Regions from separate parts of the Mus musculus genome. Here region 2 is linked to region 1. Evidence: chromatin loops called from intact Hi-C (ENCODE). Cell type or tissue: heart. All regions are shown on one strand. Each heading gives the region's core, and the rest is flanking DNA. Links, peaks and the distances in the headings are about the cores only.

Region 1 (4,383 bases), core at 289-4,288:
CCTCCTCTGTGTCTCCTTCTCATCACAACTCCCTGACACTTCTACTTTCACTGGCCCCGCAACTACATCTTCAAATAGTCACTCAATGTGTGCTGGTGTATCTACAGTCTCTTTACTAAATGCAGACACTGTATACTGTTGTCAGTATCAGGCCCTTCTGGACAAACCTTATACCACCTTACAGCACACTGCCCAACTGAGGAAATGAACCACATGAAAGTACATACAAGAAGCCACCACTGTCACAAACTACACAATTTCAAAAATACCTAATCTACCTAGCCATTTATTATCACTTTAATAAGATCATTAGTTTTAAATGTTGCCTTAAAAAGGGAGCCTGCAGCCGGGTGTGGTGGCACACGCCTTTAATCCCAGCACTCGGGAGGCAGAGGCAGGCGGATCTCTGAGTTCCTGAGAAATAAAAAGAAGGGCCGGGGGAGCTAACACCCAGAGTTCAAGATCACTCTCATCTCCACAGGACATTAATGAGGCCCATCTAGGACGCATGAGAAGATAGGAGCTTAAAAATACACAAGGATGGTTCCGAATGTTCTACTGTCTACTCTGGTCTTCCTGTGGTTCTAATGCAGGTAGACACAGATTTGGCTCCCAGCACCCACAAGGTGGCTCACACCCATGCCTAACTCCATTTCCCGGGGATTCAATGCCCTCTTCTGACCCCAGCAGGGCAGGCACCCCATGTGCACAAGCAAACACTGACATACGTAAGAATTAATGGACTGACCTTCTTAAAAGATGCTTCCTGTGGGCTTGGAGAGATGGCTTAGCTGCTAAAGGCTATGCTCACAACCAAAAGTAAAAGATGCTCCCTGTAAAATCCTGTAGTAAGTACTGCCACCGCAAGCTGCCAGTACCAATATATTTTTGATTTTTACTTACATGTGTGTGTCTGTGTGTGTACATGTTAGTGTGAGAGATGTGTGGTCAGAGGGCAAATTTAAGGAGTAGATTCCCTCTTTCCATCCTTAAGTGAGTTCTGCATGCTGAGTGTCTCTGCAGTCTCATTATGATACACACACACACACACAGAGTTCGTGTTATGCACTGAGCCCGGGTTCTTGAGATTGTTAGCTGCTCATCGGTTTTTTTGTTTTTGTTTTCTTTTTCCTTAACGTGTATATTCATAAAACATGCGTCTACCATACCTTCAACAATCCTTTAAGGAATGATGAAGCTGACCTTTGTGTCCCCCTCCCGGAACTTGTTCTGAACTGCTGAGATGGGACTGGGTAGTTTGCTTTGGGGAATGAAACCGCTTGCAAACATTTATGTCTAACGTGAGAGTGCAAACAGTCTCCATGTTTCAACTGGTCCAGGAAAAGACTAAAAATCCCCACTATCCAAAAAAAAAAAAAAAAAAGTAGAGCAGGTGCTTCCTAACTGGGACGTACAGTAGCACCATTTTATAAGCTGGTACTCTCGGGTCTGGGTAGGAAAGGAAAGGGGCACTAAACTAAGCGACGGACAGGAAAGCGACGGTGCAGGGGGAGGAGCCCACTCAGCGACACGTAAACCAACCAGATCCCGAGCGGAAGTTAGGAGCTCCCCCGGGTGCAGGCCGCTGTGGGGTCCGGCGCTGCGGAAACCGCCCTGCCTGTAGCTGCTGGGGTCGCCTCGCTGGGTCACTGGGTCTCCGGGTCAGTCGGAAGCAGACGAAGGGACAGTGGCACCGGGTGGGCCGACTGTTTCCTGGGCGTGCTCAGGCCGCGCCAAGGGTAGAGAAGCCCCGGGCCCCAGGGCGGTCCCTGCAGCGACTCACCTTCATGGGGTCCGCCAGGTAGAGCTTCTCGGCCGCCCGGCTGAACTCCTCCCAGGTCTGGAACTGAGGCATCGTGGCTTCAGGCAGCGAGGAACAAGGCCGCGAAGCGAGTCACGGCGCTGTCGCCCCGGCGGCCCGCCGCTCTCCCGCAACCGCCCACAGCGCTGCACTCCGGCGGCGCAAAGACGGAGGCTCACGAGCGCTCACGCCATTGGCCAGCCTCGGCCGCGCGCCTGTCCAATGGGCAGGAGGCGTGATGTCGGGGGGCGGGGCCTCCGCTCTGAGAGGTCGGGAGAGGAGAGGGCGGCTGCCACAGCGCCGCCTGCAGGGCTGGAGGGGATAGTGCCTGTGCTGCCTTTCCAAAGACTAAGGAGCTCTGTGACCTGGTACCCAAGTCACAGTCGTGGTGATGACAAGGCGCAGCTGTCACACTCAAAGCCTAATCAAGGAGTTGGGGAGACATAACGGACGCGCAACCAAAAACTTTCTGTGGTAGACTTTTGTATCGGGTCAGTGGAACAAAAAGGAGCAAGGCTCCCAGAGGTGAGACAAACTGAATAGGGAGTAGAGAAGGGCGAGACCTCTAGGCACATTTAAGATCTGCAGTGTACGTGTACTTAAGAGGAACAGTAGTGTTCAAGGGAATGGAGGAAGAGAAGAAGCACAGAGAGAAGGAAGCTACACTGTGGCATCTGCTAGGATACGAAATTTGAGTCTTTCCCTCAGGCAGAGTGTGACACAGGACAGCTTTTAAAAGAAATTTTATTGGGGTATATAGTTTATGTGTGCAGTAAACATCGGCTTTGAGAATATACGATCATGGATTCTGAAAAAAATACATATACACACACGTCACACAGCCACAGAGCATATACCTACTTGCCTAATGTCATAATCAATATATGGGGGTATTTTTCACCTCTAGAAATTTCTTCATGCCTCCTTGTAATTCATTTCCTCTGTCTTCACTCCTGGCCCCACGAATGTTTACTCTTACTAAAAATTACATCCCCCTGTCCATTGAGCTGCTTTTTCCCCCTTCCCTTCTCCATCTTGCTCTGCCCCTCCTCAATCCGGGCCCAAAGGTTTGTTGTTGTTGTTGCTGTTGTTGTTTTTATTTTTTGTTTCTCATTACAGATGGTTGTGAGCCACCATGTGGTTGCTGGGATTTGAACTCATTCATGACCTCTGGAAGAGCAGTCAGTGCTCTTAACCCTGAGCCCTCTCACCAGCCCCCATTGATCAGCTTTAAACAGTTTTGTTGGGTTTTTTGTTTTGTTTTGTCTTGTATTGTTTTGGGTTTTCAGTGCTAAGGATTGTGCATTCTAGACAAGGTCTCTGCCACTGAACTTAGCCACATTCTCCTCCCCATCTTGCCTTCCTCTTCCCTATCTTTTTCTTTTCTTTTTCTTTCTTTCTTCTTTGTTTGTTTGTTTGTTTGTTTGTTTTTCAAGACAGGGTTTTTCTGTGTATCCCTGGCTGTCCTGGAACTCTCTCTGTAGACCAGGCTGGCCTTGAACTCAGAAATCCGCCTGCCTCTGCCTCCCAAGTGCTGGGATTAAAGGCGTGCGCCACCCCTGCCCGACTTCTTTTCTTTTTCCTTCTTTCTCTTTCTTTTTCTTTCTTTCATTTTTTCTCTTTTCTTTCCTTTCATTCATTTTCTTTCTCTTTTCTTCCTTCTTTCCTTCCTTCCTTTTTTTCTTTTGCTCTTTCTTTTTCTTTTTTTATGTCATGAGTTTGCGGAAAGTCCCAGCTATTTAGTCCAAGGCCAAACTGGGCTACTTAGAAATAAACAAGCAGGGCTGGAGAGATGCCTCAGCAGTTAAGAGCACCGACTACTCTTCCAAAGGTCCTGAGTTCAAATCCCAGCAACCACATGGTGCCTTACAACCACCTGTAATTAGATCCGATGCCCTCCTCCGGTGTGTCTCAAGACAGCAACAGCATACTCATAATAAATAAATAAATAAATAAATAAATAAATAAATCTTTTTTTTTTTAAACATTGAGCAGTCTCTGGGACAAACCTTCAGTCCTTTTTTTTTAAGATTTATTTATTTATTATATGTAAGTACACTGTAGCTGTCTTCAGACACTCCTTACACATGGTTGTGAGCCACCATGTGGTTGCTGGGATTTGAACTCCGGATCTTCGAAAGAACAGTCGGGTGCTCTTACCCACTGAGCCATCTCACCAGCCCCCCTAAATAAATCTTTTTAAAAAAAGAAATAAGCAAAGAAAAGAAAGGAAGAAAGAAACAAGAATGATGGCAGTCCTAGCAAGAGGCCATCATGGTACCTGGGCTAAATAGATAGCAATTATTTTGATTTTTTTTAAAGGGGGTGAAACAAAGGGACTCTGAAGTCAGCCTCCCGGGGGATGCTTGAAGGTCTGCTCAAACATTAGGGCTTTACAGCTCAAGTTCCCAGGAGGCTGGGTGGTTAGCTGAGTCATCTCTACGAAGGTTAAAGTCACTTGTGAATAAGATTAGCTTCAGAAGAAGGCTTCTATTCCCTTAGAACAAGGGACATATTGCAGGGGCTATGGGGACGCTGAAGAGCAGAAACAAACGAGACGAGACAAAGGACAGTCCAGCAGA
Region 2 (4,383 bases), core at 126-4,125, 280 kb after region 1:
TCCACACTGGAGGAAGCTCAAGGAGATAGAACCCGGCTTTCTGGAGGACACCCAGGACAGTTGGAGGACACCCAGAACACAGTTTCACAGTCAGCAAGCTCACTGGTGAACTTAATGGGCACAGATACAAAGTGTATAAAACGTATTTCCTATGCTCTATGAGTATGGATGCCTGTGGCACAGAGCCCTGTGTGTGGCAAGTACTTTGTGAAGTTTTCCTGGGATGCTGCACTCTGGAAAAGAGAGGAACATTCTAGAGTGTCAAAGGAAGGGCCGGCCAGTCTGTGGAGACTTCTGGAGAGCTGGTGAGGTGGGGTAGATAAAGAGCAAGCCTGGGGAGGTCCAGAGACCACCACATCTGTTCAGATTCCAGCAGGCCAGGGTTTCTGCATGGCTGTCCCGTGTCCTGCTGAAGTTGGGATATTTTTCTGCAGAGAAGTATTTCTGGACTCTGAGAGCATCCAAACATATTTTTAGGCTTACTTCTTAGCTAACAGTCAGAGAAAGGGATCTTTAGGATTGATTTACCAGGGGCTGGGGTGTGGCTGGCCAAGGGTAAAGGGTTTATGCTCCACCTCTAGCTTTTAAAGAAAAAGATGAACTTGGTAGTTTAAACAGGCTGCAGTGAGGCTACAACTCACATCTAATTGCAAATTATGCAACCATGAGATTTAGATAGAGAAAGACCCAAAATCCATTAAGAACTTACTGATATACATGTGGTTAAAAAAACAAACAAACATTTCATCTACCTGAATGTACTGATTACAAATGGCAATTTCGTGAATCTGAAATAAGAGAATGTTATAAGGAATTATTGCCAGCTGCGTTTCCCAATGAACAGCTGCATCTAATTTTCACAATTAATTAGTAGGTCCGGATCCATGTCCTTACCTCTTCTAACTTATTAATAAAATTAAAAAATTTAAAGTTAAATGTTAAGGAAAAGCAGGAATGAGTTCTGTATGTACCCATGCCTTGCACACACAAACATCTTTAGTGAATATAAGGTATGATGTTGAATTCGTATACAGGCTTATTTGTGTGTGTGTGTGTGTGTGCAAGTGTATACATGAAGGCCAAAGGTTAGTGTAAGTTGTCTTTCTCCAACTGCGCAACATCTTGCTCTTTGAGACAGGGTGTCTCACAAAATCCTAGCTGTTACCAACTGAGTCCAGGGAGATCTGTTTGTCCCCAGCTACCTCTGTCCCCTTCATTATAGTTACAGCCTTTTGAGAGCACCTTCCTCTTGTTTTAATTTTAGTGCTGAGGGTCTCAAGTGCTCACAAAGTTCTTATTCTTTCAAGGCAGGGTTCTTTATCATCTGAGCTGGCTCTCCAGCCTCACTGGCCTGGTCCTTTTGAAGAAACTATAAACCAAAGTTTACAAGGTTTCCCCGCCTCTGGTCTTTTATTTTGTAAGTGAAAATGCTTATATGTCCTGTGGAGGGAACCCAACGGAACCTTGGCTCTGGGTTTGAGGAGTGAAGGATGTCTTTGGTATTAGTAGAATTTATCTCAAACGACATCCTTCCCATGGTGTTTTCCTGTGTTATTTGCCGCAGGACTCGGAGTAGGATTCGTCTTTAAGAGCTGAAGCTTAAGGGATTTGCCAAACTTTACGTTTAGAGGTTTCTTGATGCACACATCTGTGGTTTAGATTTCCACCCAGGGCAACCCCAACGGCAATGACAAATCAAATCGTGGTGAGCACTCTTTCTTAGGAAGGGCTCCGAGGCACGCACTTACTCACTCGTTTGTAGCTGAGAAGGTGACAGCGCTGTGCACCTGAAGCCACGCTGCGGATGAAAAGACTTATTTCAGCCTTGCATCTGAACCCACAGTGCTTCCGAGGCAGGAAGACACTCAGATGTATTTAATAAGGGATGTTGGAAATACCTTTAAAAACAGCACGGCGAAGTAGGGAGCTTTAACGAACTGCTTTGAACTCTCAACCCGAGAGGAAGGAAACAACCAGTGGTGGCAAGTGTAAGGGGGGGGGGGAGTTTGGGGGCTCCGGCCTGGGCCTGCTGGGGTCGGGTCCAGGCGGGACGCGAAGCCCGCGGGCTTCGGCCGTGGCCGGACTAAGCGCGCGGCCCGCTGGCTCCCGAGGTTACACACGGACCGAGAGCCGGGTGACAGCAGCGGACGCTTTTGCCTGGCGTCGCGCGAGCTTCACCCTCCTCCCAGACCGCCGGCCTAGATCGCTCCGCAGGAGGGCGCGAGCCAAAGCGCGGCTTGGTGCCTGGGCTGCGGAGATAAACCGGGTGGGGACGCCGGACGCTCACGAGCGGGCGGGCTGGACGCGCCACTGGCCCTCGACCAATCGCCAGCGCCGGCGATGATTCAAAAGGTCGAGGGACCAATGGGGAGCTCAGGGCAGCCTCGCTAGGGGCGGGACCTCGGGGGCGCGAGAGCGCGGCCGGCTGTGTCGCGCGCGGAGTCGCCGCTGGCTGCTGGTGACTGTCCTGGAGTGGCTGGAGTTCCCGCCGGAGCGCGGCCAGGTGAGCGTCGGCGCGGGACTCCGCCGCGTGTGGAGAGCGGGTTCCCCGGGGCGGCCGGCGAGGCTGGGGCCGCGCGGGCCGGAAGTCGAGCGCGGGTTTCGGATGGCGGACAACCCCCGATCCCCGTCTCGGACGCGCGCGTTGGGTGCCCCGGCCGGGCCGGGCTGGGCTGTGCTCGCCGCGGCTTCCCGGCCCTCGGAAAGCGGGCGGCCTTCGGAGGAGGGGTTAACCGCCTCTGGCTCCTGCCAGGGCGCCGTCCCGCCTATCCGGGCCTCCTGAGTGCTTCTGCGCGGTGACAGCGGACCTCGCGCCTCCAGCAGCTTCGAGGGCCACTCAGTGCGCGCTGGGGTGCGGAGGGCCTGCTCCGGGGCACTTCGGCGATGGCGGGCTGGCCTGGCGTTGCGCCCGCCCGCCCTGTGTAGCGCACTTGGTGTGCTAGGGCCGTGGCTCAGGTGCAGGAGCAGGACTAGATCTGGGGCTACAAAGTAGCAGCTGCTCTGAGGGTTAGAAGATGGGGCTACAGAGAAGCGCGGGATGGAGGACCTAATACGGACAGAGAGGGTGATGATGAGCGTTGACTGGGGAGTTGGGGCGGGAGTGAGTAAGGACTGTTAAGATTAGCGTGCTTTTGGGTATTAAGGGAAAAGGCCACTCTGCCAGGACAGCCAGCTTTCTCCTGCACGGCTCTGAAGGGGCACAGACCCTGCGAACGCCTTCCTGTTTGCGTTTTGCCTAGCAGGCCTGTGCCGGCTCAGGTGTTAAAGGGTAGCTGTGAGCCACCATTTGAGCTTTTTCTTTCTGCCACATTAAGTGAATTTGGGAGAGGGGGGGAAACGATTAAAGATCTTAGTAACGCACCGGAGCATCGTAGAAAGAAATCGGCCACACTGATACATAGTGTTATATTGTACCATAATATGTGAGGCGTTCAGTGCCAAATGACCCTCGGGTTAGCAAGAATCTGGGTTGACAGGAAAAAAGCCTGAGGATTCTTGAATTTCTGCGGTATGTGGTTGAGGGTACAGTTTAGCGAGTGACTTTTCTTTGCAAACAACCTGTTTGTTTAGGGAAGCCTGTGTGCGTCTCTTATGCGTTACTTGGGTGCATAAGAATACACGGGAGTCTGGAGCCTCCTTGTCCTATCCAGTATAATTATCTCCTGTTGGGCAATATTTTGGGATGTGTTATGTAGTTTCCACTGACTGTGTGGATCTTGTGCAAAGTGGCATTCATATCTTGTTGGCAGCCCATTTTTTTTTTTTTTTTTTTGTCTCCTAAGACAAGGTCGTTCTCCACATGCTATATAAAATATCACCATCAGTGTCAGTTCATGGTTTGTGTTGTTGTTGTTGTTTGTTTTTTTGAGACAAGATCTCTGCACAGCCTTTATTGTCCTGGAACACAGTGCAGGCTAGGCAGACCTTCAACATACAGAGGTCTGTTTTCCTCTGCCTCCCAAAGAATGGGATTAAAGCCACCATGCCCTGCTAGTCTCAGTTCTTTTCCTCCCTTTTTTTCTGGGGATCAAATTTTATATTACACATTATAGGCATATTTTTGAAAAATTGAGGCTCAAATATCTACTGGGTGCCTTGATTATGTATTACCTACTATTTAATAAGTAATAGAATTTTTTTTTTTTTAAACTTTGACTTGTGTTCTTTGTTGGACTCATAGTTAATGTGGTGTCTTCAAGATGCAGTAGAGAAACAGCAGTGAGTCTAGGGCCATACCATTCTAATCCTCTGGATTTCATCAGATCTCTGAAGCCAAACAGGATCAGACGTGGTTAGTACCTGGATGGGATGAATGGCAAGGATTGGATGCTTCTGATAGTTCAGAATAAATCTGTTCCAGGGCCTTTTAAAGATGCAGGCGGT

Evidence for each region. Hi-C counts contacts between places; a loop is a spot of excess contacts. Peaks named below come from ENCODE experiments on the same cell type or tissue, not always from the same donor. Only the 100,000 strongest peaks of a DNase experiment are listed, where the experiment ranks them.
Region 2: a loop joins it to region 1, with 2.9 times the contacts of the local background. A loop is called at or near these places in 1 of 42 quality-filtered maps.

Annotation. Positions count from the first base shown.
Region 1 is chr1:182,122,376-182,126,758 of GRCm38, reverse strand. It overlaps Srp9 (signal recognition particle 9), which reads right to left and starts at 2,022. Exons shown (of 3, transcript NM_012058.3): 1 at 1,784-2,022. The coding sequence starts at 1,855. Gm33725 (a long non-coding RNA gene) reads left to right here and starts at 1,993. Exons shown (of 3, transcript XR_373761.4): 1 at 1,993-2,326. In heart, for the core only: a CTCF peak has its summit at 2,105; DNase peaks (open chromatin) are centred at 1,658 and 2,028; H3K4me3 peaks cover 1,988 bases; H3K27ac peaks cover 1,428 bases.
Region 2 is chr1:181,840,408-181,844,790 of GRCm38, reverse strand. It overlaps Lbr (lamin B receptor), which reads left to right and starts at 2,390. Exons shown (of 14, transcript NM_133815.2): 1 at 2,390-2,503. In heart, for the core only: a CTCF peak has its summit at 2,217; a DNase peak (open chromatin) is centred at 2,340; H3K4me3 peaks cover 2,994 bases; H3K27ac peaks cover 2,866 bases.